Linked DNA regions of Mus musculus: all the other regions are linked to region 5. The links are chromatin loops, found by intact Hi-C in ENCODE. Cell type or tissue: heart. All regions are shown on one strand. Region 1 has its middle 3.0 kb from the start of Fabp5. Region 2 has its middle 62 kb from the start of Gm33273. Region 3 overlaps Pag1 (phosphoprotein associated with glycosphingolipid microdomains 1). Region 4 holds the start of Pag1 (phosphoprotein associated with glycosphingolipid microdomains 1). Region 5 has its middle 9.5 kb from the start of A930014E01Rik. Region 6 has its middle 51 kb from the start of Fabp5.

Region 1 (4,000 bases), 300 kb before region 5:
AGGACAACTGACAAGATGCAGGTCTATCATGTATCTGCAATGAAATCCTACAGTTTCCCTTTGGAAGCAGCTCTGTGGTTTTTCTTATAGGAAAGCCCTAACTAGAAGCGAGGTAAACAAAGCAAGTCAACAGTAGAACAAGCCAGACTTAGGCGAGTTCACAGATTTGCTATACAACTTCAGGGAGGCATTAAACTTTAACAGACGCAGGCTCAAACCTGCTCACCTCCACATGCCATTTGCAGCCTTTGCTCAGGCCTCCTGGAAAGTGGACAGATAAACAGCTGCCCCTGCCAGATCGGAAAAAGTTCAATGACTGAATCAGATACATTTAGTCAATTTGATTTGTTTCCTGTTTGTCTTCTGGAGTCTTGAAAGGATGAGTTAGACAGACAGACAGACAGACAGACAGACAGACACACCAAATCAGCTGATACTCAGTTCTCATACATGAGATAGTATTTGAATATGACCCATGCATAAGCCCCCATAGACTCTGTCTCTAAGTACCAATGCAATGTAAACTCAATGTGAAGAGTTATGTATAATATTATAATGAAATTTGCAGGAAAATGATGCACCTGAAAAGTGTAATACTTATCAAGGTGACCTAAACTCAGAAAATAAACCTCAAATTTTCTTCCTCATATGCAGATCCTAGCCTTTAATGTATACATGACTGTATAGAAACAGTGGTAAGGGTAAGCATAGTATAAAACCTAGGAGGACAAAAGAGGCTCATGTTAGGCGATGAGGAGGGTATGGAGCAGGCACGAGCACACACAAGTCACCAGGAAGACGTAAAGCTCGTTTAGTTTTATAGTTTTGACTCCACCATGTTTCTCTTCTTTATTTGTGGTGGGTATTTAAGTTGAACGTTCTGGGTATTAAAGTAGTAAGAGCCATTGTTATACTCCAAAGGAACCCAACATGTGTTATTGGTGTTAGGCTTTCCGATTCTATTGATCATGTGCACAGTAGGAGTCAGTCGTAACTAAACAGCTGGTGAATACATGTGTCCCATTGACCCACTTAGAAAAGGCAATTTTAAAAAAAAATTTGGTTTTCCCACTTCCTATTCCAAACTCTTTAAATCATTCTGTTATAGTGTTATTAAAATGCAAACTATGTTGTTATAATAAACTAAAGTATGATGTTTAAATATAAAAACAAGAATTACACTGTGTTGTTTAGGAAATAGCAAAAAGATAAAACTCTCCATAAATTGATTAGACTCATTTTTCCTCAAATACTTTTTATCTACAGTCAGTCAAGTGTCTATGTGTGGAATGCAGAGATGGAGAGAGCAGATACTGTTCTCACATAAGGAGATAATCAGAACCACTGTAAGAGTGTAATATAAAAATATTTCATGTGCTGAGGTGGGAGTGGCCTCTTGTGGCAAGGTCACAGGTGTGGGTTTGGGCATCTTTTGCAACCTTGGTATCTGGAGCACGGTGCCTGGACTAGCAGTCTTAACGCCAGTAAGGACTTAGTAGATGAGAAGAGTCCAGGCCCTGCTCTGGACCTACTGGATCTGAATATGCAGTTCCAATTGTAGACTTGTCCAGTCTCTCACTAAAACATGAGAAGTGTTACTTCAGACACATCCCACTTTATACTTAGCTCTTCTGCCTTTCAAATGTATCTTGCCAGGTATTTAGAGAATACTTAACTGTCTAAACCTGAATTACTTCGGGTATTCTGTGCCATAATTTCTTTACCGTGGTGTTCTCTCTCTCTCTCTCTCTCTCTCTCTCTCTCTCTCTCTCTCTCTCTCTCATGAGCTACATTGCTAAGCCACCTATACTTACTGCCCTCAGGAATTATTGTAAAGGATGAGGAGCCGTGTGAGAGACGCACCTGCTTACACAACAGCTGCTAGGGTGTCTGTAAAGGAAATCACATTCCGTGTTCCAAAGCTACCTACCTGTGTCCACAAATGAGAACACAGGCCATCCGTGCTAATCAAATAAAGCCCGGGAGAAATACTTCGCTACTACCACTAGGTGGCAATAGAGTGATTTTTCAGCCTTTCCCTTCAGGGTCATGAACTGAGTCGCGCATAGATAGCTCAGAAACTGCGCGGGCCTCATCTGTTCTCAGGTGGCCAGAGGAAAAGCCTCAAGGAACGCTCGAGCCTTCATTTCTTTCCACCCGTGGAAAGCCCTGCTTAAGCGGGCCATTGACACGTCCCTGCAGCTCTAGTGGAGGAAGAGCTGGAGGAAGTAACACAGGTGCTACGGTTTTCAAAGGAGAGACCTGCATGCTTAGAGTTGATTTAGGTGAATCAAGAGTCTAAGGCCTTTCCTATGGATTCTTGTTGGCCTCTTCAAATCTGACCCTTAACTCGGGCTCATTCCGAAAGAAATGTGCACATTGTTGAAGCCATCTGAATGTGCCTAAGAAAATACTAAGCTTCTAACCCTAGACATGGCCAGTGGGCTAAGTGTGAGCTGTGGTCAGGGACGCATGAAAATCTGAATGTAACTACTAGGTTTGAAGGCGGCATCTATTTCAAAGGCAGGCTTTCGATTGTGTGGAGAGTATTGAGCATGTTCGAAAGAACAAAACAGCAACTTCGTAGTGAGATGGGAGCCATACTGTCAGATTAATGTATATGTCAGAAACAGTCACAGCCAATATTTGCAATGTGGACTGATGTATGAAATCGGGAAACGCAGGACACAGTGTGTGAATGCTAAAGACTGCAGTCGTGGTTCTGTGTACACATATTCACATAACACATGCACATGGACACATGCACACATGCACACAGACACACAGAAACTTGTAATAAAGGGGATGTAGGCCGTGGAACTTCTTGCAGCATGGTAGAGGCTTGTCAGATTTTAATTGTGTGAGGGATGATACAATAATTAGTGTCTTGGCAGGGTGGCTGTGGCCTCTTCTCTTAGCTTCCTTATAAGCATCATGAACAAAGGACAGGCAGGTGTGGTCCTGTTTCACAAGATCTTTCGTGAGAAACTCCTCAGTGCGATTCCAGTTCTACTACTCCGCAGCACCGGCTCTCTTAGCCTCGTCTCCTCTCCTGTGAAACTGGGATAACTTCCTCAGGAATCGCAGGCATTAAAATTCATCCGTGCAAATGCCAGGAAGGACCACAGAGGGAGCAGTAGAAACTCAACAAGCTGACCTTGTCTCCGTGGTGATAGCCCGTCTGGGTGGCGACAACTTCATTTCAGCCCATGTTACCTCCAATGAGGTGTGGGAGCAGGCAGGAAGATTCTGTAAAAAAGACAGTCTGAGAAAGGTCATTCCACACACAGAAGGGAACTGATGGCCTCAGTCAGTGGGATGTCGCAGCTCAGGACACATCAATATATGTATGGCCTTAGTAGAGAATGTGGCACTTCATGTATGTATGGCATATTTTGAGCTGGTCTGAGAAGCTGCAGGCCTTTGGATAGCTTTGAAAGGACGTACTTTAGACAAAGAAAATCATAAGTATAAATTGTCGTGCATTTGTGTGTGTTTGTGTGTGTATGTGTGTGTGTTTACGGGCCTGCATGTGTGCACATGTATGTGGAAGCTAGTAGTTGACATCAGCTGTCTGCCACGACAGGATCTCTGACTGACCCGGAAGCTTGCCAATGCCGGGTGGGCTGTACCAGGGAGCTGCAGTTCTAGGTGCAGACACAGCAGCAGCTTTTGTGTGGGTGCTGTGGATCTGAAGGAGTCTTCCATCCTGGGTTCACTTCCTCAGCTGCAGGGCAGCGTGACTGCAGTAAATTCACTTAGAGTTATTGTATATATCCAACCTAGTAAAAAATTATGGCTCAGCTGCCCTCAAACAGACTTAGGACATTTACATTGGCCTGTGGTTGGGCAAATTATCTAATACAAACCTGAATCCTAACAAAGCATGGACTATCACAGGTGGCTTACTAAAAATGACACTGAAAGTGAGGATCAGTAACTGTGTAATGACAACTTCCGCAAGGGTGTTGGCCACACCTGTAATGTCAGCATGTGGTAG
Region 2 (4,000 bases), 360 kb before region 5:
AACACAAGCCCAGAAACTAAAATACAAATATCAAAAGCTGAAGTACTATGTCTATACAATCATAATTCACACTGCCATAAAGAAAAACAATGAAGTCCAACCATGTGAAGATGGAGATGATGTGTGTATACACACACTCATAGTTAAGTACTTAGCCATATAAACTGATGGGCTACTAAAATAAGAATGATAATTTCTTAGGATTAAGAGGAGACTTAAAATTTAATTATCTTTTAATCTAAAATAACATTTATCTATCATAACATTGGGTCACTAAAAATTCAAGTCAAGTAAGAGCTTCCGAACCACAGCATGCCTGACTGCGCTGTTATATGTGAGAAACATTTTTGCGTGGAATGCATAGGAATAGTTCATTGAACACGAGCAAGTAGCTGGGAAAACACGGTACGCTCATTCTGAAAAGCCCAGACACCATGATGGAGGTGAAGGTGGGATCCACTTCCTGAGTCTCCGTCTTCATGACGAGCTGCACCTAACATAGCAGGTCACAGTTCTGCTACTTCATGAAAACACTTGATGTCCTTGCTGTCCACGCTATGGCTTAGTACTTAAGTATCACATATTGTTACTGTGTGCCACTCAAGGATGCAACATTGCAAAACCACAATTATTCTTTTACATACATTAGCATGACATCAGAGTACAGTCAACAAAATCTTAAGACAGAGCCTTGACAATGGGTGACAAACGCTACTCTTTATTCAACGAGGCTCTGAATGCTTCTCATGTCACATTTTTATATTTTTTGCAATTACAAGTTCCTCTTTGTATTCACTGATAGCTTGTTTTCTGCTTGGGATTTTTTGTTGTTGTCCTTGCTGCTGTTGTTCTGTTAACCAAGGCTGGGGAGTTGGCCTGGGGCGGGAGAGAGTGCAGAGTCACAGTCTTTCTGAGGAAAAGAAACGCTTAGCCAAGGATTCTCATGGTTCCTGTGGCTATGTTGTGACCTGAACTCGACGTGACTCAGCCTGATGCATGTTGCCACTGTGTCCCTGTCGTGAACTTTCCATTTTCACAAAGGCCCCACTGTGTAGCAATTTGGTTAGAGCCATGTCTTAGCCAGGGCTACTGGAAGTAGTCCTGTAGAGTATCTGTGGCATTCAGTAGGATGGGTGGCTTGGATTTCTATTGCTGTGATAGAACATGACCATGAATAAATTGGGTTGGAAAGGATTTATTTCATCTTTTACTTCTGAAGTCACTCCATTGTTGCGGGAAGTCAGGCCAGGAACTTGGAGACCAGAGCTGATGCACAAACTGTGGAGTGGTGTTGCTTACTGGCTTGCTCCGTATGACTTGCTCAGCCTGCTTTCTTGTAGCACCCAGGACCGCCAGGCCAGCGCTGGCACTACTCATAGTTAGCTGGGCTCTCTCGCATCGATCATCAATCAAGAAAACGTACCTCAGGCTAATCTGGTCGGGACATTTTCTCAGTTGAGGTTCCCTCTTCCAAAACGACACTAGCTTGTTCAGGTTGATGGGAACAACTAGCTAGCAAGGTGGAAGATAATTCTAGCAGAGAAATTTTAGGCATCAGTGCTGTGAATGAGATGTAGATCTGTGATATTAGAGCAAAGTTTGGTGAGATTTACCTTAACTCACTTGAAGAACTGAATCACAAGACAACAGGGCAAAATCAGGCCCTGCACAGCTGTGTGTCTTCCTGTAAGATATTTGTACCTATTTAGTCTAATATAAGTACAGTATCTGCAGATCCAACACGATAAGAGGCGTGGTCAAAGTCAAGACCCCCAAGAAGACACGCCCCAAGGCAAACCATCCCAGATTTACTGGAGCAGATGGAGTGGAGAGTGCTGTGGCCACTAGAGACCAGAGATATCTTTTGTTTTCTTCGCTAGGATTACAACTCTCCCTGTGAAGGGCGAAATGGCGATCCAAATATGGATCCCTTCAATTTTCTTTCATGGACAATTACTTTGAATGTGTGTAAGGCTTGACTTCAAATAAAAACATTTCTATGCAAAATTTAATTACTTAGGAAGGATATTATTTCAGACTCGGATCTACTAAACTTGAAAGTGACAGCCATTTCTAGCCATTGCTAAGTGCCACGGCCACACCCAGGCAGAGCGCTCTCCAAATTGGACTGGTTCTGCCATCTAGTGGCACAGTTGATTAACTACAAGTAGTTGAGGCACTCCCTGGCTTGGCCTGCCCACAGGGTGAGAATTAAGTCTGCACTTAACATTGTGGAATTTGTTTCACCTCCTCACACATGTGACTTTGGAGAAGCTATAGAATATTGCTCCATGTCGGCTAGCTGAACTGTATAATGACGATAAGGAGCTATTGCATGGTTCTCATGAGGCACCTGTGCTTCACACATGGGAAACACTTAGCAGATTTCCTGACAGTGATGTGATTATATTTATAATTTTTATTCTCAAAATGCACGTCTTTGGCTGAGGCATGAGAAATCAAGTTATGAAAATATGAATGATTTTTAATAAATGATGTCTATAATACTGAATGCTTGGATGAAAATCAAGTTTATTTAGGCTCTCTATGCACAGCGCCAACACATGCATGATCTCCGTGACACTTGCCTCAAGCCAAGCTGTTCCCCACCTCATAGAGAGCGACTCCATCCCAGCAGAACACTCGATATGTGCATGCTAGTGTGCGCCTTCTTTCTCCCACTTACAGAACCTCAGTCTTTATATCCAGCTAGGTGTCGGCTTCCTGTACACACTTCTCCAGTGCTGTCAAGCAGACTTCAATCCTGCATAGTCCTTTTCTGTGCTGTGTGTTAGAGCATTTGACATGGTCAGGCTGTCGGTGAGGATTGGGTGGGATGCAGGCTGATGCAGACCCGGAGTGTGAAATGCCTGTCATGAGACATTGAGTGTTACCCTCATATACTCTATCATCACAATGCCTGACACAAAGACTTCACACAACACAGGTCTCATCAAAGCTGAGAGGGAAAAATGATTTTAGAGACAGGACCTCACATGTAGCTGAACCAGGCCTTGCATTTGCAACCATCCTGCCACAGTGCATCATGAGAAGGCCAGACTAAACTGGCCTGGTAGGTTGAATTGGTAGATTTGATACCTAAAAGTAATGCTATAATAATAATAATAATAATAATAATAATAATAATAATAATAGTCATTAAGAAACACCTAAAGATTACTAAAACATAAAGAAGCCACTTCCCCTTCTCAAGTGATATTGAAGTTTGACATATTTTTAAGCCTCGCTGGACTTGCATGCTCACAATAGCTGCTTCTGAGCAGCCCTGTACCCCCACACTTGTCTTTTGTTGTCTAGGTGTTTGGGGCTACAGGGATTACATAAGTTTTATCCCCAGTTCCTCTACATCTGAAGTATTGCTAAAATTTCCCCCATTGCACCACTACTCAGACTTTGCTGAGTGCGGTGGCATGATTATATATCCACAGAGCACATCTTTGGCCATGAGCCTTTCTTTCAGCTAGAAATACCTGCTTTCCAACCCAGGGTACAACATCTCTTGCCACCTCATCAGAATGACCCAACGCTATGTTTTATATGGGGAATGGTATAATAAACACAGTGTCTTGCCATCTGAATGGTCATAAGAGAATGGCTTTCGGCTTTCAGTGGCTCTAGGTCGCCTTTGTGAACTTGGCCCAGAAGATCCCGTAGCTATGAAGAAGGGCCTGGCGATGAGGCCAATGCGCCACCCAGTCTGGTCTGTGCTGCAAATCATCTCGTTTTAAAGTGAAATTACTCATAGTCGATATGTTCTATCTAACTTTATATCTTTCTCCAGAAACAATAATTTCTATGGTCGTGAATTTATTCACTTATACATTAAATTTTTAAATCTTACATATCTTGATGGATATTTACTCTGAGAATAACAAGATACTTATCTCTCCTTTCTTTCTTTCTTTCTTTCTTTCTTTCTTTCTTTCTTTCTTTCTTTCTCTCTCTCTCTCTCTCTCTCTCTCTCTCTCTCTCTCTCTCT
Region 3 (4,000 bases), 600 kb before region 5:
TTGCCCTGTACAAAAATCTCATAATGAGAAGAGTAATTGTCTGGTTCACTTCGGGGAGCCAGGGTAAAACCTCAGGCTCAGCCACAGACGGCTTCCACCCCAGTGCCCCACTGCTACTTGACTGGAGGACTGAGGCTACAGCAGGGGCGGAGGAGAGACAGGAGACAAAACGGTCTCCAGAGGAGCGTGGCATCAGGGTATGTGTACAGTCACACCTCTCACCTCCAGAGTGGACTATTCCTGTTCTAGAGATCTTACACTCTTTTTTCTCCACCTCTTTCTGGATCTGCCTCCATAATTCTGCCACCAACACCTCACGTGGATACTGCCTTGAATTTTCCCAGGCTCCTTTACAACCCAGCTTCTTTACAACTTCCTGCCCACTTGTGTAGATACACTGCTTGCCCAGTAGGTGGCGATGCAATGTACCCTCCCTGTGTGAACGCACTCCCATTCATGTGTATGGTGTGACTTTTGTGCTCTTCGCCTTCTTGGCAGGGATGGGAGTGTGGTCCTTACGTAGGGTGCATGTTACATTTCTGGAAAAGACTCGTCGTGAATAACTGATTTTGTAGGTCAGTCATGGTGGCACATGCCTTTAGTCTCAGCACTTGGGAGGCATAGGTAATCTATGGCATAGGTAATCTATGGATCTCTGTGAGTTTGAGGCCAGCCTGGTCTACAGAGTGAGTCCCATGACAGCTAGGACTACAAAGATAGATCCTGTCACAAACAAACAAACAAACAAACAAACAAACAACCTTACTAAAAACAAAGAGCAGCCGATTTTGGGACTGCATATATAAATATTTTTTTAATAAAAAATCTTTAAAAATTTATTCCTCTCTCCACCTTGACCACTTTCCTCTCCTTCCTGTCCTCCTAGCTCTTCTCCCTTCCCTTCCCCCTCCCCATCCACTCCTCCTTTTCCCTTCAGACAAGGTCAGGCCTGCAATCTGGTATGAACTAAACATCCATATGAAAGTCGCAGTCATACTATGATAAACCCTCCTATCAAGGCTGGATGAGTTGACCCAGCAGGAGGAAAGGGCCCCACAAGGAGGTAAAAGATCAGAGGCAGCCCCTGCCCCCACTGCAAGGAGTCCCACAAGAACATCAAGCTACACAACCATAACATAAATGCAGAGGGCCTAGGTCAGACCCATGCAGGCTTTCTGATTGTCAGTTCATGCTCTGTGAGCCCTGATGAGTCCAGGTTAATCAATTCTGTGGATTTTCTTATGATGCCCATGACTCCTCTGGCTCCCACAATCCTTCCGTACCCCCTTCCACAGGATTTCTAGAGCCCCACCTAGTGTTTGACTGTGGGTCTCTGCATGCTTCCACCAGCTGCTGCCGAAGCCTTTCTGATGGCGATTATGCCGGGCTCCTGTCTATGAGATTCAGGAATCATTTCACTGACTTGATTTTTGTGAGGGGACCTGTAATGTTTGGTTCTATCCTAAGTCTCTGGCTATCTAGCTTCTGGTTCCTGGCCCTCTGGGCAGTGCCAGGGTTAGGCTTCCTGTCATTGCATGGATCTCAGGCTGGACCAGTCACAGGTTGGACACTTCCACAATTTCTCTGTGCCACTCCAGCGCATCTTGTAGGCAGGACAAATTGTAAGTCGAAGGCTTTGTGGCTGGGTTATGTCTCAATCCCTCCACTTGTCTTGTCTGGTTATAGGAGACTATTGTTCCAGGCCATCTCTCCCACTACTAGGAGTCTTTACTAGGGTTGTTCTTGTAGATTCCTGGGCGCTTCCATTGTCCTGGGTTTCTAGCTCACCCCTGAGATGATCTGACTCAGGGCAAAGGAGTCCCGCTGACCGTTACTGACCTCAAGTGACACTATGACACCTGTGGATCACACCAAGCTGAGCTCCAGAAGGTGGTAGTGTTAACACAGCTAGAGAGCAGTGAACAGTTGTGCACAAGGTCTTTTTGCTTTATAGTGTGCTTCATTATTGGATACACTGGCTGATTCCAATCAAGTTGCAGACAGTCATGAATAAAAATACATTGCAGTCCTGAAAAGGGGCAGTGGAGTTTCCCGCCCCTCTTAAGCATGGCAATTCTGATGACTCGGGCACACAACTCCTTGACTCAGGTGGGTACTTCAGGTTATAAACTTGTGCTGAAATTCATTCTGCTACTTACTTTTTTTATGTACCATGTGCTGGTCTTGAATTGGCTAAATAGCCAAGGAGGGCCTTGAACTCCTGTTTCTACCACCCCTGCCTGCAGAGTGTTGGGATTAGCAAGATAGATAGATATTTTGTGCTGAAAACTCCACAATCTATTATCATCCTGTCAAATATACAGATTTGATGATTTCACTGATCAGTAAATGATTTCAATCATTAGTAAAAACTATTGGCCTTTTATCTTTAAAGCAGGTATTTTAAGCCACAAGGTGGCAGCCTAACCCTAGTTTCAGTCCCAGTGAACAGGCCTGAGCAGCATGGAGAGGTCCTGAATAATTGTGGTTGGTCATGTTTGGTGTTTAATTCTTCATTAGCTTGGACTATCAGCCACCCAAATCAATTCCAAGAGGACGGAAAGCAAATACCAGCAAGAAGAACAAAAGGGGCAGAGCAGGGCAGCTGTTCACTTTTCTAGCAGACGCTCTAAGCAGGTAGGTGCTCAGATCACAGCCTGCCCTATAATAACACTTCACAGGGCTGGGGTGGCCCGCAGATTAGATTATCTAGGGAGGCGAACACTTGCAGCCCCTTTGAAGCAGGTTCAGGTCAGTAATGATAGTTATTATGGCTTCACAGCTGTCCTGTGGACCTGTAATTAAGGATGACAGAAACCATCTTGGTTTATGACCCCTCTCCTAAGGGACCAGGGAGGGCAGAGTTGCCAGCCCCATGGGAATGGCTCCTGCTGTCAGTACCAGGTATGCAAACTGTGTATGGGTTACAAATGAACCAACCAGACAAGTTAACAGTCAGGAGGAGCAAAATTCTCTGGTAAATCCCTGCCCTATGTAAAATGATGGATGTGTGGGCCAGGGGATGAACCCCAGGACAGCCCTTTCATGCCCTCTGTCCTAACTTCACTTCTGTCACTGTGGTAAGATATCACGATGATGATGACGATGACTATGACCACCAGCACCTGCACCCGCACCCGCACTGGCACCGGCACCTGCACTGGCACCCACACCCGCACCGGCACCGGCACCGGCACTAGCACCAGCACCAGCACCAGCTAGTGCTAGGCAGGGAGGGGAACGTCTTCTTTAAGTGCTTTTCCTCATTTTGATTTAGTGTGGATTTGGGGGTGGCGGGGGGGGGGGTGAGGAGAAGAGGAGGACAAGAGAAGAGAGAAGGTTTGTTATTTCTAGCAGCCTGTGCTGCACATACTCCAGACAGAGCTGGGATTCACTGAGCATCTGGGTCAAGGTGACGTAGCCTGTGATCAGAGGGTGGCAGAGGAAGAGGCTTTGCTTGCCTCAGGCCATGAGGGACATCTCAGCAAGCATGCAATTGGATTTGGGGATCCTTCCTTTTTTGCTGCATGCTTGCTTATTTGACCTGGCGGAAAAGGACTCTGAGGGCAGGGATGAAGTCATCTCTTTTCCCTTAAAAACCTCAGCATCTTCATAATCTGAAAACTAGGTTCTGGTCAGGATGCTTCCGGGAAGACTAGCAAGGGCACTCTCAGATGCAGGGGTGGCTTACATGGCAAGGGAGAGAAGCCGAAGGAGCCCAGGGTGTCCTGGGGCCAGACCCTCACTCTGGAACCAGCAAAGTGGATCGTTCTGGGGACAGCCATACCACTACCACTTGAGCATGAGTCTCAGAGCCAGCAGTCTCCCCGTTAACTCTCACACACGACCACTCCCTGTCCCCCTCCCTTGAGAGTTCTACACACTGACAGCCTCATCTACCGTCTCCTCTGACACTGTCCTGTCCTTTAGCGCTCAGCTTCCAGGCTTCTGGAACAGGTCCCCTCTTCTTACAACCCTTTCTCCCTCCAAATTTAGTTAC
Region 4 (4,000 bases), 470 kb before region 5:
AGGGGCAGCTGAGAATGAAAGGTTAAAGATTTCTACCCTTCAAAGTAGGCCACTGTAGCTACCTATAAATCATGCTCTTTGTTTATTAAGATAATTAAGGCCATCAGTGCACTTCACTTTCAGACTCAACAATTGTCTGGTATGAGCAAATCTCCACTTTTACTAAAACAAAAGGGGATGTGTTCTAAAGAGGGTTCTGTGCATGCTCTCTGTACAATGTATGGTATTTTAAAGCATGATTTATGTATCTAATTCCTTGAACTGCCTTGAAAAAAATACACCAAGTTCTTCCTCCCATGCTCCCTATTAGGAGAAGACAGTCTAATTTAAAGACTGCCCTGTTTCTGACTACGAACCACTATATCATGTCAACGTTTTTATTAAATACGGCTCAAGCTGGACTTGAAAAAAAAAATGGAGTGAGTAGAGGCCCAGATGCAGCCCCTGCAGATGCAAAGGTACCCAGCCAGGAGGCTTACATAAGAGATGCAGGACAACTCAGCCATCCTCGGAATCCTGTTTCTTTGAGACTTGCCCACATTCTTAAAGCATATGAATTAAAACGCATAGAGCACTTTTCTCATTTTCTATGCCTTGGAGCACAAAACACTCATTTGACACATAAGTTGTTTTTCCCTAAAGGGCTAGGCTCCAATTATGGGAGGTTGGCAACTTCTGCCTAAGGGAAGAGTGAAGTGGGATGTGCAGAAAGCCTGCAGGCCCGAGCAGCAATGTCTCAGCTTCTCATCTCTGTGCCAGTCCTCCGAGGGGATGGAGGGGATGTAGGCAGAGCTTCCTAGGATGGAGGTGGCTGACGTCCCTGACCCCACGCGGCGCAAAATCAAGGAGCTCAGAATGTGCAATTTAGCGGCGGGCCAAATGCCCTCGGAGCACCTGTCTCCCCTAGCACATTTCCAGCTGGCACATTCGGGAGAGGCAGGAGCCAGCCCTAGACTCCAGCCTTGAGTCTTCGAATGCCATGCCCCATCCTTTACAGTCCAGTACGCCTTCCTCCAGCCGCAGCCCCGCTAACGGGAGGTAAAACCTCGGCCTGGAACCACAGGAATAAAACGAACCTGTCCTTCCCACGCTGCCCGAAACTTCAGAAACTACAGTCAACTTACTGGTTCGCAGAGGTCTTCTGGGGCTCCAGAGCTCTAAAAAGCGCTGCAACTCCGCTGCTCGCAGCCGGGCTGGCCCGCGGTGGGCAGTGGTAGCGGGCGCAGGACCCTCCTGATCCTCGTCGCCTCGGTTCTGCCGTGCCGGGGGAGGTGCGCTCTCCCGGGCGCACCGGGCGGCCGCAGAGACTCGGACTGCACCGGGAACCCGAGCAAACGCCGTCGTGGCCGCCAGCCCTTGAGAGCTGTGCTCGGAGCTCCGGGTGCGTGTCTCCCTCTCTGAGGGAATGCGACACCACGGAGTCCCCGCACGAGAGGCTCCAGAGCGCTGCAGAGTCACCAGTCCGCCCCGGAGGAGCAGTCACAGCACCCGCGCGCCGGGCGGGAACCGCAGTCCGCACTGGCCGCCGCGCCGCGGAGAATGACAGCGCCGAGGCGGAGCAGCGCGCGGGACTCAGTGCGCATGTTCGCGACTGCTGCGGCACGTCACGGGGGCGGTGCCAACGGGCGGGGTTGGGCGGAGCGAGAAGGGTGGGGCGGGGTCGGGGGGGGGGTTGCTGCGAGGCTAATGTGGCTGCCAGCTGCAGGGCAAGGAGCTGGAGCTTCGCAAAATCAGGGCTGGTGACCAAAAACTCTGTGACTGAGGTTGTCTCCTTAGCCCATTGTCCCTTAAGAAGCAGTCTATGGGGAACTGCCTTAGGGTCCCAGGACAGCCTGCAAAGGTCAAGTTTAACCCAGATGGTTGCTTAACCTTCAAGGACTGCAATTTGCAGGACACCTTTCACTTTGATCTGATGCAGAGTAAGAACTTGAGGAGCTTGTAGGAGCCCTTTGTCCTGGCTGGACTCCAAAGTAAACACAGGAGACTCTGAGAGGTGGGGCCCAGGTATGTAGGTTGTAAATAGCCTTGCCCAAAGCTCCCCAAGAGAATGTGCTGGTTGTATGGTAATACAACACTTGCCTACGCACATTCAGAAGGTCTGGAGGATGGGGAATCCCTATTCCAATAGGGTCCAAGACTATTCCAGGGCTGCAAGCCTCCCACACCCTGTTCTTCCTTGCCACTTACGAGGACAGAGACCCCAGAGCAGCTACTGGCGTGTGGGTCTGCCTGAGAATCAGGTGAAAATGCTTTTAACTTGGAATTTCCAAGGCGTATCCACTATGGTTCGGGTTCACCCACTGGGCACTGGGGGAGGGAGTGGGAGGGGAGATTGTGTGGGGGAGTGGGGTGGGGTGGGGAGGACTCGAATATTGCCTGGAACAAGCTGCAGATAAATCTGACAAGGGTTTTGTTGGCCTTGAATTTTAACTTATTAAACAAGCAACCCGGAAATGGGGATAGACAGTGTGGAAACAAATAACCAGTCCAGATGTGACACTCAGGACTTCTGAGCCAAGTCCACTGAACTCTAAACCAAACAGTTATTTGTCTGACAAGTTCATTTGTTTTCTCTAATGGGGAAGAACAGGCACGAGTGATATTAAACATACACACATTCACTCAGGTAGTGTGAAGTTGGCTGGATAAAAACGGCTCATTAGGAGCAAAGGGGTGGGAATAGGGAGTTGAGTAAAGGAGAAAGGAATGTTAATACGTTGCAGAGGAGGATGTGTAGGAGATATTAAACTCAGTCTTCAGCTTGGAAAGGTACTTTGAGAATAAGGATGCAGGATCCAACTTGGCTGGATTTAGAGGACGGTGAGAGGTTCGTTGGTTTGAGAACTTATAAAGGTCTGGATTTCACCACCAGGCTGTACTAGTGACTTTTCTCATTGCTGTGACAAAATGTTTGGCAACAGCAGCGACTCAGGGAATGAAGGCTTTGGTTCGAGCCATGCTTTGAGGGTCCAGTCTACCATGGCGCAGAAGGCAGCAGCGTGAGGAAGTCGGTCACACGGCATTGACAGTCGGGATGGATGAGAGGTGTTTAGTCCTTTTTATTCCAATATCCCAGTCCATGCTATGGCACTGCCCAAGGGCAGCAAGAGCCTCCCCTCCTCAGATAAGCCTCTCTGGGAACACCTTTCCCTAAGACACACCAAGTCCTGTAAAGCTGACAAGATTAACCACCACAATGACTTACCTCATTGAATCCCACAATGATCTTCTAAATTAGATATAGGAAGTTATTGTATCTATTTTTTGCTCTTAAAAAAATGCATTCTGTGGGGCTTAGTTGATGCAGTGCTTGCTGCACACACAAGAGGACCTGGATTGGGATCCCTAGAAAGGGACCACTTACAAAGCCAGATGTTGAAGCCACATCTGCTATTTCAGATCTGGGGGTGTGGAGATGGAGCGATCAGTGGGACTTGGGGACCAGGCTCAATCAGGGACATCCAGGTTCAGTGAAAGATCCTGACTCAAAAATGAGGTGCAGAGCAATTGAGGAAAGCACCCACTATCAAACTCTGGGCTCTCCATGTGTGCTCATGCACACACATGATCATGTATATGCACATATGTCACACACACAGCAATCAAGTCAAAGAATAAGCACCAAGAAGAGAACGCCCACTGAGCAGGTACGCCATGCTCTGGCTCCGGTGTGAGCAAGCTTCAGGTAACAGGAAATGACTGGAATCTTATAAAGAAAACTCTGCAATATTTTCCACATAGTTTGAGAGACTGTGATTGTTTGAATATGCTCTGCCCAGGTTGGTGGCATTATTAGGAGGTGTGGCCTTGCTGGAATAGGTGTGTCACTGTGGTTGTGGGCTTTAATACCTTACTTCTAACTTCCTGGAAGCCAATATTCTGCTAGCAGCCTTCATATGAAGATGTAGAACTCTCAGCTCCTCCAGCGCCATGCCTGCCTGGATGCTGCCATGTTCCCACCTTGATGATAATGGACTGAACCTCTGAACCCATGAGTCAG
Region 5 (4,000 bases):
GGGTTTCCTATATCCCAGGTGACCCCACACTTGCTACATACACATACGATAAAGAATAACCCTGACTCCCTGCTCCTCCTGCCTCGACCTCTGCCACCGACCGGGCCCAGTAGGCCCCCCTCAATTCGTGGGAATCAGGGGTTCAGACAGACGGGCATAGAGTCGGCGGGAATTGACAGACAGACACAGAACGAGAGAGTGTGCTGGATCTGAATGTAATTTGTCAAATCCAGCATCAAACTTTTTATACAGAAGAAAATAGGGAAGTTAGGTGACACACCAACAAGGTACAAAGAGGTTACTGGATTCTTACACAAAACAGAGGAATGCAAACAGGGAAGGACTGGCAGGAACCAACTGGGATAAAATTCAATGTCAACAACTGGGAATCAAAGGCAGCCCCACCTAAGGTCAGCTTAATCTTAGAAGCCAGGGGCAAGGGCTTCGTGCCCTTGCCATAGTTCCTACTCTAGTCTATTGTATAGTCCACCTTCCCCCTAGGCCATTGTAAATACCTGTGTATGGGTGTAACTCAGCTATCTATAGTTCTAAGTATCTACTCTGGTTCCTCTTTAGGTCACAAACTTCCATCTTCCTAGATAATGGTAAATTTCTGTGTAGGGCAGTGACTTAGCTATTCATGCCCAAGGTCGGATCAAGGACTGCCTAGAATCTAACTTAGCTATATGTCAAAATATCAATCCTTAGGAGCACTTGTAATTAAGCAATATTAAGGGAAAGCACACAGATCCATTTACCAACTAAAGCAAGGACATTGGAGCATTCGTTATACAGGATGCCACGGTTCCAGGAGACTAAGTTTCTGTGAACTTTTCGCCTCGGGACAGCACCCAGGCTTGTCACTATTGGAGTGGATGTAGCATACCTCCTCACAGCTGGAATTACACACATACCTCACCATGTTTGAGTGTTCTTCTGGCTTCCGGGGATTGAACCCAGGGCCTTGTGAGGGCTCAGCACATAGTCTACAACTGACAGAGAAAGGCAGACCTCTCAGAGGAAGAAGTGATGCTTCCTGGAAGAAGTAACAGGTAAACTAAGATAAAATGTGTAAGCAGAAGTTAGACACGGGAATGTCAGTAGAATATGAGTTCAGGTGGGGCTCACAATGAAAAGTGAAGGTTAGAATTAACAAAATAAAAATAAGTCCAAACACAGCTTACAAGAGAAAATAAGGTATATTGCTGAGGTTAAAAGCATCCAGCCCACCTCTGTCTGGTGCAGGTACCATCTTCAATGGCCGTGCAGTCCACATTAGTAAGTTTAGACTGTATTTTAGGAGAACGGGGGACCTTGCCCTTCCTCATGAGAGATCATTTTGATGTATGATGTGAAAACAGAAGACAGTAAAGAAACACGGAAGGAGAGCTCTTCCCCTGCTTGTAGAAGAGCCACAGGCACCACCCCCACTGCTGCTACCCCACCCCCACCCCCACTCTACCCGATGCACTGCACAGCCTGCCTGCCCTGACGACAGCTAGGGTGGCTCTGCAAGCTGCAGCCATCTGGCGGTGTGGGACCTGGGGTGCCTGGATGTTATGAGACCAGAGAAGTGATGATGATGTTACTCCAGTATTCTTTAGTATAATTCTTTGTGTTCACCACCTCATTCTTCCATGAAGTGGTGGAGCATGGTGCACTAGCGCCCTCTGCTGTATACTGCTGGGGCTGCCACAAACGGCCCAAGAAAAGAAAGCTAGCCCTGTAAATCTTTCCAAAGTGGGTCGATTACTTTGGAGGGATATTAAAATATATTAATGGGGAAACTATTCTCAATACGATAACAAAGGACAGCTATTGTATTTTGCATATGTTCATGAAAAATTAACTACCTTAAAAAATGAATCACATATATGGGTACCCCAGCTCTGGTTAAGGGAATGTGAGCACAATTCAGAAAGATTTCCCTTGTGTTATTTATTTTTTAAAATTTAATTTAGGGGCTGGTGAGATGGCTCAGTGGGTAAGAGCACCCGACTGTTCTTCCGAAGGTCCAGAGTTCAAATCCCAGCAACCACATGGTGGCTCACAACCATCTGTAACAAGATCTGACCCCCTCTTCTGGAGTGTCTGAAGACAGATACAGTGTACTTACTTACATATAATAAATAAATAAATCTTAAAAAAAAATTAATTTTACAGGGATGGAGGATCAAACTCAGGGCCTGACATTTGCTAGGCACCCATACCACCAGCACTATACCCACCAGCACTACTGGCTTGAATACTGTATTAATGTCAAAGGTTGGCTTGTTATTATTTGAATGAGATATAAAACAGAGCAGAAATAAGCATGCTGGAACAATACCACGATTCCCTGTGAGTTGTCTGCCATCTAGTGTTCATTTTTGGAACTTAAAAAAGTTAATTAAATCCCCACCACCACCAGCCACCCAAGCAAAGAGCTGACCCAGCAACATTTTTACAGGAAGGTTTCAAAGGGTACCACACAACTCTTGCTTTGTGGAGGGAGAGTCAGGGGGATACATAATCTAGACTTGTAAGAAATCAAAGCTAGGCGGTGGTGGCGCACACCTTTAATCTCAGCACTTGGGAGGCAGAGGCAGGCGATTTCTGAGTTCAAGGCCAGCCTGGTCTACAAAGTGAGTTCCAGGACAGCCAGGGATATCCAGAGAAACCCTGTCTAGAAAAAGAAAGGAAGAAAGGAAGGAAGGAAGGAAGGGAGGGAGGGAGGGAGGGAGGGAGGGGGAGAGAGAGAGAGAGAGAGAGAGAGAGAGAGAGAGAGAGAGAGAGAAAGAGAAAGAAAGAAAGAAAGAAAGAAAGAAAGAAAGAAAGAAAGAAAGAAAGAAAGAAAGAAAGAAAGAAAGAAAGAAAGAAAGAAATCAGTTATTTCTGGGAGACAAATGTTGATCTTAGCTACCGGACAGTATTACTTGGGAAAAAGAAAATACAGATAGTCTACAACACTCCGGCCTGGAACATGCTGGCTCACTGGCTTGGACCTCAGCAGTGACACAAGTTCAAAGCTCTCAGATGATTCCCAGATGTGCAGCCAGGGTTTTCCTCAGGAGTTCATGGCTTAGCTAGGTCATCTGCACAGGGAACGTCTGCTGATGGAAAAGCATCTGTTTCCATGGAGATCACAGCCTCTCTTAGAATTACTGTTTGTTGTTACTGTTGTCGTTTATTGAGATGGATCCTGCTCTGGAGGCCTTGGCTGGGTGGGTATTCATTATGTATCCTAGGCTGGCCTCGAACTCATGGCAATTCTCGTACCTCGGCTTCTCAAATGCTGGGATTACAAGTGTACACTATCACTAGTCCTGGCAGTTTATGAGTAATCAATAGGCTGACTATGCAGCATTCCCCATAATGCATGGTACAATGTGCTCTATAAATGCAAACCTTTAGAGACAATGTTTCTCTAGGAAGCCCAAGGTAACCTAGATTACTCTAGCCTAGAATATAAGCAAAGAGCGGGCTTGAACATAGGAATCTCTTGTTTCAATAAATGTTAAAAACATTTATTATCAACTAAAATACCTTGAAAGTTAAAGGCTTCTGACCTTGAAACTCCCTGGGCCCTGGCTGGTTTTCCTTCTACACCCACCATCTGCAGTGAAACCACAGCCAAGATGCAGATTTCATTCAGAAAGACCCTCACTGCAAAGAGCATCACACTCAATGTTGAGCATCCAGGCACTATAAAAGATGTAAAGGCAAGATCCAAGATAAGGAAGGGCTTCCTCCTCATCACAAGAATTGATAAGCTGCTAGGAGAAATGGTACTTTGTCTGACTACAGCATCCCAGAGTCCACTCTATGGGGGTGGAGACTTCATGATGGCCCTGCGGAGGAAGAACATACCACGCTTCCCTAAAATACTCCAAGGAGCAAGAAAATGGCCAAATTAGCTCCCTTCCAACGGACAAGACACTAGAGTTTCCATGGCCAACCACTTTGACAGACATTATCAGCAAATATATAATCTGCAAATATATTATTTGACTTACTGCTT
Region 6 (4,000 bases), 350 kb before region 5:
AGGCACACAGACTGTGTCCTGAAACAAAGACTTCTTGGAAGCCCTACAGTGGGGAGGAAGGCTTTTCACGGCACGTGGGTAAAGGAGGAGGATGGGGTGGGGTGGAAGCCTGAAGTTCGTCTGGACATGAAGGACTCGGGTGAGAGAGGCGGCTGCTGGGTACCAACAAGAGCTGGGAACAGGGTCTCTGTTTACACGAGGAACCCAAGGCATGAGTGCAACACAGAGAAACCTGACAGCCACGGAACAGGGCAGCCCCTCGCTGCACTGGCAACCGATGAGGACCCGGAAAGGGAACTCTCTAGAATGAGACTCTTCTTTACTTACTAAGGAATTTCAGTTTTGCTGAAAAAAAAATCACTGTATTTCTGGGATATAGTGGCTCATGCTTGCAATCCCAGCATGTGGGAGACAGTCAAGACGACTGCTTGGTGCCGAGCTCAGCCTGGGTTAATAATACAGAAAGTACTAGGGTAGCCAGAGCATGTGTATCCATGTACAACATGTGTCTACCTACCTACGCACACACATACACACACACACACACACACACACACACACACACACACAGACTCACACATGCACGCGTGTGCGCACACACACACAAACACGCATGCATACATGCAATCGCACATATACACGTGCACACGCACAGACACACACACACAGGCACGCACGCATGCACACCCACACACACCCACACACGCAAGTGCACACATACACATGCACACGCACAGACACACACACATGCACGCACACACATGTGCGCGAGTGCGCGCGCACACACACACACACACACACACACACACACACACACACACGCACACACACAGCTTGCGGAGCTCTTGGCTCAGGCTTCTGGCACCAGCAGCCATCTCAAGAACTTACCCTACCTTTCCCCCGCGTCTGTCCTCTTGCTTTTTAATTTCCCTTTTTGAAACACACAAACCAAAGAATCATAAACACAGAAATCGCCACTTTCTTTTGGTCTAATTGATTGGAAACCTCGCCTCATGGCAGGCTTCAACCAAAGCACGCCGGGACTGCCTGCTGGCCGTCAGCTCTCACTGCACGCCGCTCTGGCCATCTGCTGCTCCACACGGGCCATATGGAAAGGGGCCCACATTTTGGAAAATCCAAATTATTTTCTTCTGTGTGTTCTCTTTGCTGTACTTGCCAAGTCTATGGATCAAGCATGGGTGCGATTACAGTTTCCTAATCGGTTCTCTTGGAAAGCTAGTGACTCCAGCTTTATGATGAGGGCCTTTGGGTAGGTAGCACTCATCCACTCGCGAAATAGTGATCGCGTCACCCTCTGATATCAGTGGCTCAGGAGAAATAAGAAATCACCCCTGTGGTTCAATTCCACAATGGTTTCTGTTCTCTATGAAGGAAATAAAATCACATGCCTTTAGTCCTCGAATTTGGAATGCAGAAGCAGGAGGACCTAGAGGACCCTTGGTCTATAGAACGAGCATGTTCCAGGACAGGCAGGGCTGTACAAGAAACACATCAAAACAAAACAAAACAATGGCGTTTTCTTTCCTCTAGAACTCTAATCTGCCATTACCTCGCCCAGGCCTGCAATAGCAGCCATAGCCGCACTGGAGCGCTGAAGCGCTTAGTTCTTAACACTTGCAAGCTTGCTAGCAGCTCATTCCGAGGTGGAGCAGGGCTCCTGCTGCAAGTTTACAAATCTGATGCCCAAGCTCTCCTTGAAAAGCTCTCCTCTAAAGTGGGTGCTTGAGTGAGGTCTTAATCAGTTCTGGAAAGTAACTTCTTGAGGGTTTTGACTAAATAAAGGGGAGCAGAAGACTGCTTGTTTAAAGATGTCAACAATCATAGTAGTGATTCAGAGCTTTTTTTAGACTGGGAGGAAGAGGAGGATACAGTCTCAGTTGACTTTAGCAGAAGTAGGATGTGTATATGCAGCTGCCAGGTAACAGCTCTTCTGCCTGCTCAGCTTTCTACTAAGGATCTAAGTCTCTTCAAATTCTGCTCTCTCTCTCTCTCTCTCTCTCTTTTTCTTTTCCATTTTTTATTAGGTATTTAGCTCATTTACATTTCCAATGCTATACCAAAAGTCCCCCATAGCCACCCACCCCCACTCCCCTACCCACCCACTCACCCTTTTTGGCCCTGGCGTTCCCCTGTACTGGGGCATATAAAGTTTGCGTGTCCAATGGGCCTCTCTTTCCATTGATGGCCGACTAGGCCATCTTTTAATACATATGCAGCTAGAGACAAGAGCTCCGGGGTACTGGTTAGTTCATAATGTTGTTCCACCTATAGGGTTGCAGATCCCTTTAGCTCCTTGGCTACTTTCTCTAGCTCCTCCATTGGGAGCCCTGTGATCCATCCATTAGCTGACTGTGAGCATCTACTTCTGTGTTTGCTAGGCCCCGGCATAGTCTCACAAGAGACAGCTACATCTGGGTCCTTTCGATAAAATCTTGTTAGTGTATGCAATGGTGTCAGCGTTTGGATGCTGATTATGGGGTGGATCCCTGGATATGGCAGTCTCTACATGGTCCATCCTTTCATCTCAGCTCCAAACTTTGTCTCTGTAACTCCTTTCATGGGTGTTTTGTTCCCACTTCTAAGGAGGGGCATAGTGTCCACACTTCAGTCTTCATTTTTCTTGAGTTTCATGTGTTTAGGAAATTGTATCTTATATCTTGGGTATCCTAGGTTTTGGGCTAATATCCACTTATCAGTGAGCACATATTGTGTGAGTTCCTTTGTGAATGTGTTACCTCGCTCAGGATGATGCCCTCCAGGTCCATCCATTTGGCTAGGAATTTCATAAATTCATTATTTTTAATAGCTGAGTAGTACTCCATTGTGTAGATGTACCACATTTTCTGTATCCATTCCTCTGTTGAGGGGCATCTGGGTTCTTTCCAGCTTCTGGCTATTATAAATAAGGCTGCTATGAACATAGTGGAGCATGTGTCTTTCTTACCGGTTGGGACATCTTCTGGATATATGCCCAGGAGAGGTATTGTGGGATCCTCCGGTAATACTATGTCCAATTTTCTGAGGAACCGCCAGACTGATTTCCAGAGTGGTTGTACAAGCCTGCAATCCCACCAACAATGGAGGAGTGTTCCTCTTTCTCCACATCCACACCAACATCTGCTGTCACCTGAATTTTTGATCTTAGCCATTCTGACTGGTGTGAGGTGGAATCTCAGGGTTGTTTTGATTTGCATTTCCCTGATGATTAAGGATGCTGAACATTTTTTCAGGTGCTTCTCTGCCATTCGGTATTCCTCAGGTGAGAATTCTTTGTTCAGTTCTGAGCCCCATTTTTTAATGGGGTTATTTGATTTTCTGAAGTCCACCTTCTTGAGTTCTTTATATATGTTGGATATTAGTCCCCTATCTGATTTAGGATAGGTAAAGATCCTTTCCCAATCTGTTGGTGGTCTTTTTGTCTTATTGACGGTGTCTTTTGCCTTGCAGAAACTTTGGAGTTTCATTAGGTCCCATTTGTCAATTCTCGATCTTACAGCACAAGCCATTGCTGTTCTGTTCAGGAATTTTTTTCCCTGTGCCCATATCTTCAAGGCTTTTCCCCACTTTCTCCTCTATAAGTTTCAGTGTTTCTGGTTTTATGTGAAGTTCCTTGATCCACTTAGATTTGACCTTAGTACAAGGAGATAAGTATGGATCGATTCGCATTCTTCTACATGATAACAACCAGTTGTGCCAGCACCAATTGTTGAAAATGCTGTCTTTCTTCCACTGGATGGTTTTAGCTCCCTTGTCGAAGATCAAGTGACCATAGGTGTGTGGGTTCATTTCTGGGTCTTCAATTCTGTTCCATTGGTCTACTTTAGGTCAGGCATGGTGATTCCACCAGAGGTTTTTTTATCCTTGAGAAGAGTTTTTGCTATCCTCGGTTTTTTGTTATTCCAGATGAATTTGCAAATTTCTCCTTCTAATTCGTTAAGAATTGAGTTGGAATTTTGATGGGGATTGCATTGAATCTGTA

Evidence for each region. Hi-C counts contacts between places; a loop is a spot of excess contacts. Peaks named below come from ENCODE experiments on the same cell type or tissue, not always from the same donor. Only the 100,000 strongest peaks of a DNase experiment are listed, where the experiment ranks them.
Region 1: a loop joins it to region 5, with 5 times the contacts of the local background. A loop is called at or near these places in 39 of 42 quality-filtered maps.
Region 2: a loop joins it to region 5, with 4 times the contacts of the local background. A loop is called at or near these places in 13 of 42 quality-filtered maps.
Region 3: a loop joins it to region 5, with 11 times the contacts of the local background. A loop is called at or near these places in 35 of 42 quality-filtered maps.
Region 4: a loop joins it to region 5, with 2.4 times the contacts of the local background. A loop is called at or near these places in 3 of 42 quality-filtered maps.
Region 6: a loop joins it to region 5, with 4 times the contacts of the local background. A loop is called at or near these places in 13 of 42 quality-filtered maps.

What each region holds. Positions count from the first base shown.
Region 1 is chr3:10,007,561-10,011,560 of GRCm38, forward strand. No RefSeq gene overlaps it. Among named protein-coding and RNA genes, the nearest start is that of Fabp5, 3.0 kb to the right of the region's middle. In heart, a CTCF peak has its summit at 2,014 (motif pointing right); a DNase peak (open chromatin) is centred at 2,051; H3K27ac peaks cover 223 bases.
Region 2 is chr3:9,945,731-9,949,730 of GRCm38, forward strand. No RefSeq gene overlaps it. Among named protein-coding and RNA genes, the nearest start is that of Gm33273, 62 kb to the left of the region's middle. In heart, a CTCF peak has its summit at 2,140 (motif pointing left); a DNase peak (open chromatin) is centred at 2,131.
Region 3 is chr3:9,708,698-9,712,697 of GRCm38, forward strand. All of the region lies in intron 3 of Pag1 (phosphoprotein associated with glycosphingolipid microdomains 1), which reads right to left. Among named protein-coding and RNA genes, the nearest start is that of Gm33169, 48 kb to the left of the region's middle. In heart, CTCF peaks have their summits at 404 (motif pointing right) and 2,409 (motif pointing right); no DNase peak of the experiment used is centred here.
Region 4 is chr3:9,832,087-9,836,086 of GRCm38, forward strand. It overlaps Pag1 (phosphoprotein associated with glycosphingolipid microdomains 1), which reads right to left and starts at 1,593. Exons shown (of 9, transcript NM_001195031.1): 1 at 1,125-1,593. In heart, no CTCF peak of the experiment used is centred here; DNase peaks (open chromatin) are centred at 1,065 and 1,525; H3K4me3 peaks cover 2,049 bases; H3K27ac peaks cover 1,712 bases.
Region 5 is chr3:10,305,434-10,309,433 of GRCm38, forward strand. No RefSeq gene overlaps it. Among named protein-coding and RNA genes, the nearest start is that of A930014E01Rik, 9.5 kb to the left of the region's middle. In heart, CTCF peaks have their summits at 1,672 (motif pointing left) and 2,360 (motif pointing left); a DNase peak (open chromatin) is centred at 1,668; H3K4me3 peaks cover 206 bases; H3K27ac peaks cover 227 bases.
Region 6 is chr3:9,959,241-9,963,240 of GRCm38, forward strand. No RefSeq gene overlaps it. Among named protein-coding and RNA genes, the nearest start is that of Fabp5, 51 kb to the right of the region's middle. In heart, a CTCF peak has its summit at 1,597; no DNase peak of the experiment used is centred here.